3 separate regions of the Mus musculus genome follow, and all the other regions are linked to region 2. Evidence: chromatin loops called from intact Hi-C (ENCODE). Cell type or tissue: heart. All regions are shown on one strand.

Region 1 (2,500 bases), 250 kb before region 2:
AAGATTTTTCAAGAAAATTGTCCCCCAAGCTTCTGTTTGAGTCTGTCATTAAATTATTTTATGAATGGGATTAAGAACCCCAAAAGGGACTTTGATTTCCCCTGTACCTACGTGCTGGCTCCTGTGGAACTCACTGAAATTCCAGTCAACAGTGACAACAGGTGAGATTGCCGTCGGCCCCAAAGGTACTTTTCCAATGAGCACTGACGATACCCTGCTGACAGTATTTAGCTTTTCTGGCAGTCTTTCATTTTTCTGTCACTTAGGACTGGCACAGAGCCCTGAGAGACACCCACTTTGCCACTAAACTGCAAAAATGATCATGTCTACTAGGGAGTTTGAGAAGGGGCTACTTGGGCGTAGGGTGGGGCTGTTCATGCTGATGTTGGAAAAGAGTGCAGCCTGGGAACCGGAAGCCAAGAGCAATGGCTTCCAGTTGAGTGTGTTTTCCTTTTCCACACACGTTGTCTTCTGTGAGCAATAGTCATTAAGAGTAGCCATCTACTCTGTGAGTGCCTTAACAGTGCAACTGGGCCAGAGGAGCTTGCGAATGAGTCACCTGCCAGGGAGTGTGCTGAGGGGCCATCTTCAAAGCCACTGAGAAGGCCTCTCCTAAAAGACGGAGGGTAGACCAGGCAGCTGTGGCAGAGTTGCCAGCAACTGGCAGGACCATGGCAGCTATAGAACATTCTAGTCACGCATAGTCTTTCCACAGAAGATATGGCGGCAGTGAAGAGAGACTATGCCTCCTCCAGATTCAAAGATGGATTTATTTCCAGAAGTATCTGCCCTTGCTGGATTTGGGTAACGCGGTTTCATCACTAGGTTCCATCAATGCATTGTCCAGACTGGGGTGGGGAGTAATTCCGAGTAGAGAAAATGCTTAGCATTCTTAACACACTAGGTTATGTTCCCAGGACTGTAGAAAAATGAAATGCCAGTGGGCTGTGCCCATTGCTTAGTGAGTGTCTCTGATATTGTTAACTTGAAGAAACTTGAAGTATGGGCCTCTGCTCTGGTCTCTTCCTCCAATGTTGATGTTTTTCTCAACTAAAAATAGTAGCTTCCTGCTTCCCTGCGATCAGGCGCCTTCAACATCAATGTTGAAATATTTACTTCAGCTGCAGGAAAACGAGTCTGTTATGTCTCCACGGCTCGGCTGGCGGAAGCAAAGTTTTCTTGGCAACACCCCTGCAGCAGCCTGCAGGAAAGGGTCACCCGAATCTACAAAGGGGCAATCGGCAAAGACTGCCTTTCTTCTCTCTTCTTTTTCCCATTTAGCTCTGAGCTATGAACATGCTTAAAAGCACAAGTGAGGGGGCCAGCTCTGAATGCTCTTTGTTCTCAGAGATAAGTTCAAAGATATCAAAAGTCACCCTCTAAGGCTGCAGGGAAAATGCTTTCTTTCTACTTAGCTTTTTTTTTTTTTTTTTTTTTCAAAAAAGTTGAAAGTCTACAGGCTTCCCAGAAATTCAAAGGTAAGAACCAAGAAGGTAGCTGAAGATTGTTTCCTGACATTGGAAAAATAGTTTTCCTTTTCTTCTTCTTCTTCGTTTTTTTTTCCTTTTTTCTCCCACTGCCCCCCAACCCCCACAGGCAAATCATATTCATGCAGCTGTGCCTTCAGAACAATTAGACACACCTAGACAACCAAAAGGCCATGCCAAGAAACTGTCCCCAGGACAGAGACAGTGAGTGTTCTGACATCCTATGCACCGGTCGGCTTTTTACAATCTGAGGCCCTTCCACGTATGTTTCCCACACATAAAAAAAAAATAATAATGCAAGCATCTGACCCATATGCCAGAGTGTCTTTTTCTCTCTGTTGCTGGCCAGAGCAGCTGGGAAAACATAACCTAGGACTGAGGAACCCTCTGACACATCAGTCCACCGAGGTCCTTGGGACATGGTCAAAAAGATGTCTGGATCTTTAAAAGACACTGATTGTTTAAAGAATGAAATCATTCCTCTGAAACCTTAACTCAGCATCATAATTGGACCCAGAAAGACACTGCGAGAGTCTCACCGAAAAAGACCCGTGTGTGTGTGTGTGTGTGTGTGTGTGTGTGTGTGTGTGTGTGTGTGTGTTGGGGGGTCGTGTATGGAGGCCAAAGATCAACTTTGGATACCCTCCCTCACATGGTCTCCACTATTTGATACAGGGTTTCTCATTAGCCTGGAGTCCCCATGTCATCTAGACCTCATGGCCATTGAGCCCCTAGGAAATCTGTCTGCTCTATTGACCCCGGTACAGGAATCACAAGTATGCACTACCATGTAGCTCTTTAACATGGGTACTAAGAGTCAAACTCAGATATTCAAGCGTGTACCCTACTGACTGAGCGGCTGTCCCAGCCCACCTCCTTTTTTGTTTTGCTTTGACTCCTATTCACAGAAAAGAAAAGCCTGACGCCAGAATAGGGTGATGCTGGTGGGGTACTGGAAGAGGACCCAGATGAGGACTCATGAGTCCTGATGCATACCCAAACTTGATGTTAGC
Region 2 (2,500 bases):
CAGCCTTTCAACTTTTTTTTTCTTTAAGATTTATTTATTATTATACATAAGTTCACTGTAGCTGACTTCAGACACACCAGAAGAGGGAGTCAGATCTCATTACGGGTAGTTGTGAGCCACCATGTGGTTGCTGGGATTTGAACTCAGGACCTTCAGAAGAGCAGTCAGTGCTCTTAGCCGCTGAGCCATCTCACCAGCCCAGAGCAGCCTTTCAAATTAGGTCAGGCGGCTTCCTAACTTAAACACCTTCCTGTATGCTCCCTGATGCTCCTGCTTCAAGGAGCGAACTCACATTCCTTAGTTCAGCTTATCAGCCTTCCACGGATTGCCCTTTCCTTTCTTGCATCACGTTCCGGCATCACGTTGGCTTCTGGAAAGCTCATCAGACCGCCATGTTGTTTCACATTGCTCTGCACCCCACTCTTCATTTGTTTTTCTTCAAACACCTGCTTTCCTTCTTTGCCTAATGAACAGGGAGGGGCAAGTCTCTCCCTCTACCCTCTGGAGGGTCTCCCAAGCAAATGGACCCCTCTGGAGGAAAGAAAGAAAGAGAGAGAGAGGGGGAGGGAGGGAGGGAGGGAGGGGGAGGGGGAGAGAGGGAGAGGGAGAGGAGAGGGAGAGGGAGAGGGAGAGGGAGAGAGGAAGAAGTAAGCAGCTTTCTATATGAATGAAGCGGGTAATTCGTGAGGCTCTTGGAAATGCAGGTGCGGCTCTACCAGTCATTTCCAGAGCACGAGTGAACACTATCACGATCTCTGGAAGCACGAACCCGTTAGAGAGGGGCGGTGCATCCGCGGTAAGTAACCACTGAGCAGTGTATGCAGCCCCATCACTACAGAAAGAGAACTTGTCTACGGCCTTAGGAAACACCAAGATGCCCTTTGCCCACATTTTCCTGGCCATTTCACTCCTAGGCTCTTCCATTCTTCCCCAGTTGCCTTCAGCACCCACTGGGCACACCGGTCAGGGCCAAAGGAAGGCAGCACACTGTACCTTCCCAGGAACCCAGAGACAGCAGTCCTTTCCAATTTAAATGCTGAATTGGAGTGGTGGGAAGGGCTGTCCCTTGCCGTCCCTCCCTCCCCCAACCTGCTCACTGCTGGAGGACTTCCCACCAAAGAGGAAATCTGCTGCTTTCTGCCAAGAGTCCAAAACCCCAAGGAAGTCTTGTAGATAGCAGACCTTTGACCTGCTAGACTTGGCTCTGCCTTTGGACCGTTTCCAGGGCAAAGGGGAAACGCCTCCTAGGAGAGACTCTTTGTCCTTGAGCAAGACACCTCTTAGGGAAACTCCAAAATGAGTGGTCAGGTTTTTGCGGCCTCATTTTCTATTTTGTTTACTGGGTCAATGGAAAAATACCTCTCCCTCCCCCCCTCCCTCTCCCCCTTCCTTTTTCCCTCCCTCCCTGATTCTTCCCCTTCTCTGGCCTCCCCCCAAACAAAAGAACAGGAAAAGAACAGATGTTCTGTAGGCTTTTCCTTTGTGCTCTCCTCTCCAGTTTTGAATCAGGAAATAGAGCAATGGCCTCCGTCCGCTCTCAGGGATCCTCTCTTCCTTGTCACCGGGAGATTCTCTTTCACAGGTGAAATGTCAGACACTCTAAATTTGCATATGCCCTCTTTAGCTTACGTCAGACCTTTAGGCTAGTATTGTGTAAAAGTGAGACTTCTGCTGCTGAGGCAGAGTTCTCAGGGAAAACGGACAGGTGGGAGGAGCTGGTGGGGCATGAGTTGGCATCCTTGGTCAGCCGACAATAGTGATAAATAAACAAATCAACTGGTTCACCAAAACTCAAGAAGCAGGAAGAGAGAAGTAGCCGAAGAAATGTGTGTAAGAACAGGACCATGAGCCGGGCAGTGTTGGCCCACGCCTTTAATTCCAGCATTTGGGAGGCAGAGGCAGGCAGATTTCTGAGTTCGAGGCCAGCCTAGTCTACAGAGTGAGTTCCAGGGCAGCCAGGGCTATACAGAGAAACCTTGTCTTGAAAAAACAAAAAACAAACAACAACAACAACAAAGAATGGATCTGTGAGAGGTGCGTCACAGCCTCAAAAAAGGAAACGTCAGCTTTTCCTTTGCTGTTATAGCATGGAATTGCTGAAAGGGGACATTCTTGATGGACCACTTCCCTGGTGGAAGCACTAAGGAATCTTTCATCCTTCTTGAATCTTTGGTTTGTTCACTCAGTGAATACCACACCAAGCCGCATGTGCTAAGACACAACAGCATCTTCCAGACCTTCATGGAGAACCCAACCCATGGAGAACCCAGATGCTATGATTACAGAAGCAGAGTTCACAAGGCTATGAGACCCCAGGTCCCTCTCAAGGCCCGCCTGAGTACAGCATTCCAATGGTGTCCATGAGGAGCTGGTTCCAAAAGCTGCAGGTGTTCAGGTCCCTTGTGCAGAGTGGTATAGTCATTGAATATAACCTGTGTATATACATACATACATTGCATATAATCTACTTACATCTGGAGTATTTTCACCTCCAGGTGAC
Region 3 (2,500 bases), 140 kb before region 2:
AAACCGAGAATTTGATTTATACAACCAGAATAGCACTGCTCAGGAAAAAACAGATAGGCTATTGAATCTGGGGGAGGGGGGAGTTCATTTTGGTCTCACACTTGACTCCTTATTTGTTTGATATTCACTATCTATCCCAGACATGCCTTAAACTAGAGATCAGCTCCCCTCCCAGCAGCCCCTCCCCCCACTGCCTCCCAAGTGCTGGGACTGCAGGTGTGTGCTCCCTGACTTTTCAATAGAAGGTAACCCTAAAGGAATACTTCATGTTTCCATATTTTTTTTTTGCAGATGTTGTTCTCAGTCGGGGCTCACAAGCTCTAACGTGATGAATCCCTTGGACACCGACATCTCCTGTGATGAATCTGCTCAGGAGAGAAGCTTGTGCCCTGCTCACTGCCTGGCATGCGCCTTTAGTGGAGAGAATTTTGTTAGCCTTCTTGTCTCTTTTAAGCTAGCTAGTCCTAACGTGGCCAGTCCTCCAAAGCTCAGGCGCTCCATACCTTATGGGCAGAAGAGATTGTTATTGCTTGCACTGAGCTTCACAAAGGAAATCTTTTAGTACATACTTCACCAGTCGGCCTTCCTCAGAACTGAAATGCAAAGACAGAATGGAGGAGTTGGACAGAAGGTTGCAAACATTTACATGACAAACTAGCCTCTCAGAATCCACCAGGGGAACCAGTCACCAGTATTCTAGTACTTTCCTGTCATCTACAAAAATCACTCACAGTCTTTACTAAATACGATTTATAAAAAATGGCCCCTGCAGCTGCCGCAGATATCTCCTAGGCCGGCAGAGATGGGAGGGCGGGACTCGGCTAGAGCTAGAATCCTTGCGGTCTCCGGGCTACGACCAGGCAACAGCTTTCCCAGGACGATCCTAGGAAGAAGGCAGGATGCTCCCCTGGGGAGTTCCGGGGGGCAGGGGAGCTCTGCCTGGACCTAGAGATGGCTGCATCCCAGCAGGGTGGTGACCTTTTGTTTCTACTGGTTTTCAAAGACACCAAGGTTTTGTTCTTAATTCACACGCGCGTGCGCGCGCACACGGGAGAGAGGGAAGGGGGCGGGGAAGAAGGAGTGAGAGAGAAGAGAGAATTAGGACCCAACTAATCCAGCAACAAGCTTGTCCTGGCACCTTGAGAGGTTAACCAATTTCACTCTCCTGTAACTGGAGCGAAGCCTTTCTTTTCTCCCTGAGGGGGACAGAACAGGGTCCCCTCTCTGCAGCCCCCACCCCACCCCCCAGAGACTCAGCTTTCCTGAACAATAACCCAACTGTCTGGACAGGATGGGAAACTGTCTCAGTGAGTTGGGAGCCCACCCTTGTACAAACCCAGACATGCACAAAAAGTTCCGCGTTTCACCGCAGGAAGTGAGGACGGTGGCTTCAGGCATCATTAATCATTTTGAAGCGATTATTCTTAAAAGGGAGTGAAAAAAAAATACAAAGATGCAGCTTGAGTTAGTCATGCCCAATAAAAATCAGCACTTCTCCAAATCGTATTTCCCTGAATCCATGTGGAACGTTTAAGAGCACTCTCCACTGACAAGAGTCCAGACCAGATAGGGAGTCTGTTTCCTCTGTAATTAGAACTCCCTCAAATACTTGGGACCTGACAGGGCTAGATAGGGAAGGGCGCGTGGGGTAGCGGCGAAGCTTTATTTCCTCTGCCTTCCAGCCCAGGAATGCACAACACATTTTAACAAGAAGATAAAGCAAGAACAATTTAGGGTTTTGCGTCCTCGGGGAATCTTTTTTACACCCCCCCCCCAATTGAAATTCCGTAAAACAAAGCTAAGAACAATCCTGCTTTGTCTCCTAATTGAGCTAGGGAACTGTGAAATCCCCTACCCCACCCCCATCACCTCACCAGGCCCCGAGCCCAGCAGGCAGGGGCCGGGAAAGCAGTAATTCCCAAGATTGCCTGCCCCATGGGGTGGGTGCTTACAGAGCAGGTCCATCCTGAGCGGTCATTCAAATCTGCTCACCCTTACAGGAAACACGCCCCGGTCCAGGCCTTTGAAGTAACAGTGTGTCACCAGCAGAAGGAAAGTGATCGCTAGAAAATGAAATCTACTCCATCCTTTCAAAGACATTGCATTTCCTGTGATTCCTGGGTCCAGAGGAAATGCACTCGATGAAATTGAATTAATTTTTTTTTTCCTCCTGAAGTCACCTGGTCTGCCAGAAGCCTCTCTCATCAGTTCCCTCTCACTGAGCCATTGGCCGAGTCCCCAATTTATTCATTTATTTCTTAATCGAGATATCTAGAGCAGAAATCACAGGATATATGTAGAAAACTGCCCCCCTCTTACCATGGCTCCCTCCTCACTCCTGCAGACACTTCACAGGTAAGTGAGCCTAGGGGCTGATGCCACAACCTTCCTCTCCATCCCCCGGGACCATGTTTGTCTATTTTGTTGGTCAGATTTGATTATTATTTGTCATTTTTCTCCTAGCTTAGCCCCCCCCCCCACACACAGAGTTTTTGTACAG

The links. Hi-C counts contacts between places; a loop is a spot of excess contacts. Peaks named below come from ENCODE experiments on the same cell type or tissue, not always from the same donor. Only the 100,000 strongest peaks of a DNase experiment are listed, where the experiment ranks them.
Region 1: it touches region 2 in a loop (6-fold over the local background); 2 of 42 quality-filtered maps call a loop at or near these places.
Region 3: it touches region 2 in a loop (1.8-fold over the local background); 2 of 42 quality-filtered maps call a loop at or near these places.

The regions. Positions count from the first base shown.
Region 1 is chr13:97,547,329-97,549,828 of GRCm38, reverse strand. No RefSeq gene overlaps it. Among named protein-coding and RNA genes, the nearest start is that of Gm41029, 9.9 kb to the right of the region's middle. In heart, no CTCF peak of the experiment used is centred here; a DNase peak (open chromatin) is centred at 1,148; H3K27ac peaks cover 2,250 bases.
Region 2 is chr13:97,294,287-97,296,786 of GRCm38, reverse strand. The region is part of intron 1 of Gm33390 (a long non-coding RNA gene); the gene reads left to right. Among named protein-coding and RNA genes, the nearest start is that of Gm33390, 3.6 kb to the left of the region's middle. In heart, no CTCF peak of the experiment used is centred here; DNase peaks (open chromatin) are centred at 266 and 1,146; H3K27ac peaks cover 1,513 bases.
Region 3 is chr13:97,434,545-97,437,044 of GRCm38, reverse strand. Lncenc1 (long non-coding RNA, embryonic stem cells expressed 1) reads right to left here and starts at 2,075. Exons shown (of 2, transcript NR_110432.1): 1 at 1,953-2,075. In heart, no CTCF peak of the experiment used is centred here; DNase peaks (open chromatin) are centred at 944, 1,544 and 1,974; H3K4me3 peaks cover 1,910 bases; H3K27ac peaks cover 2,387 bases.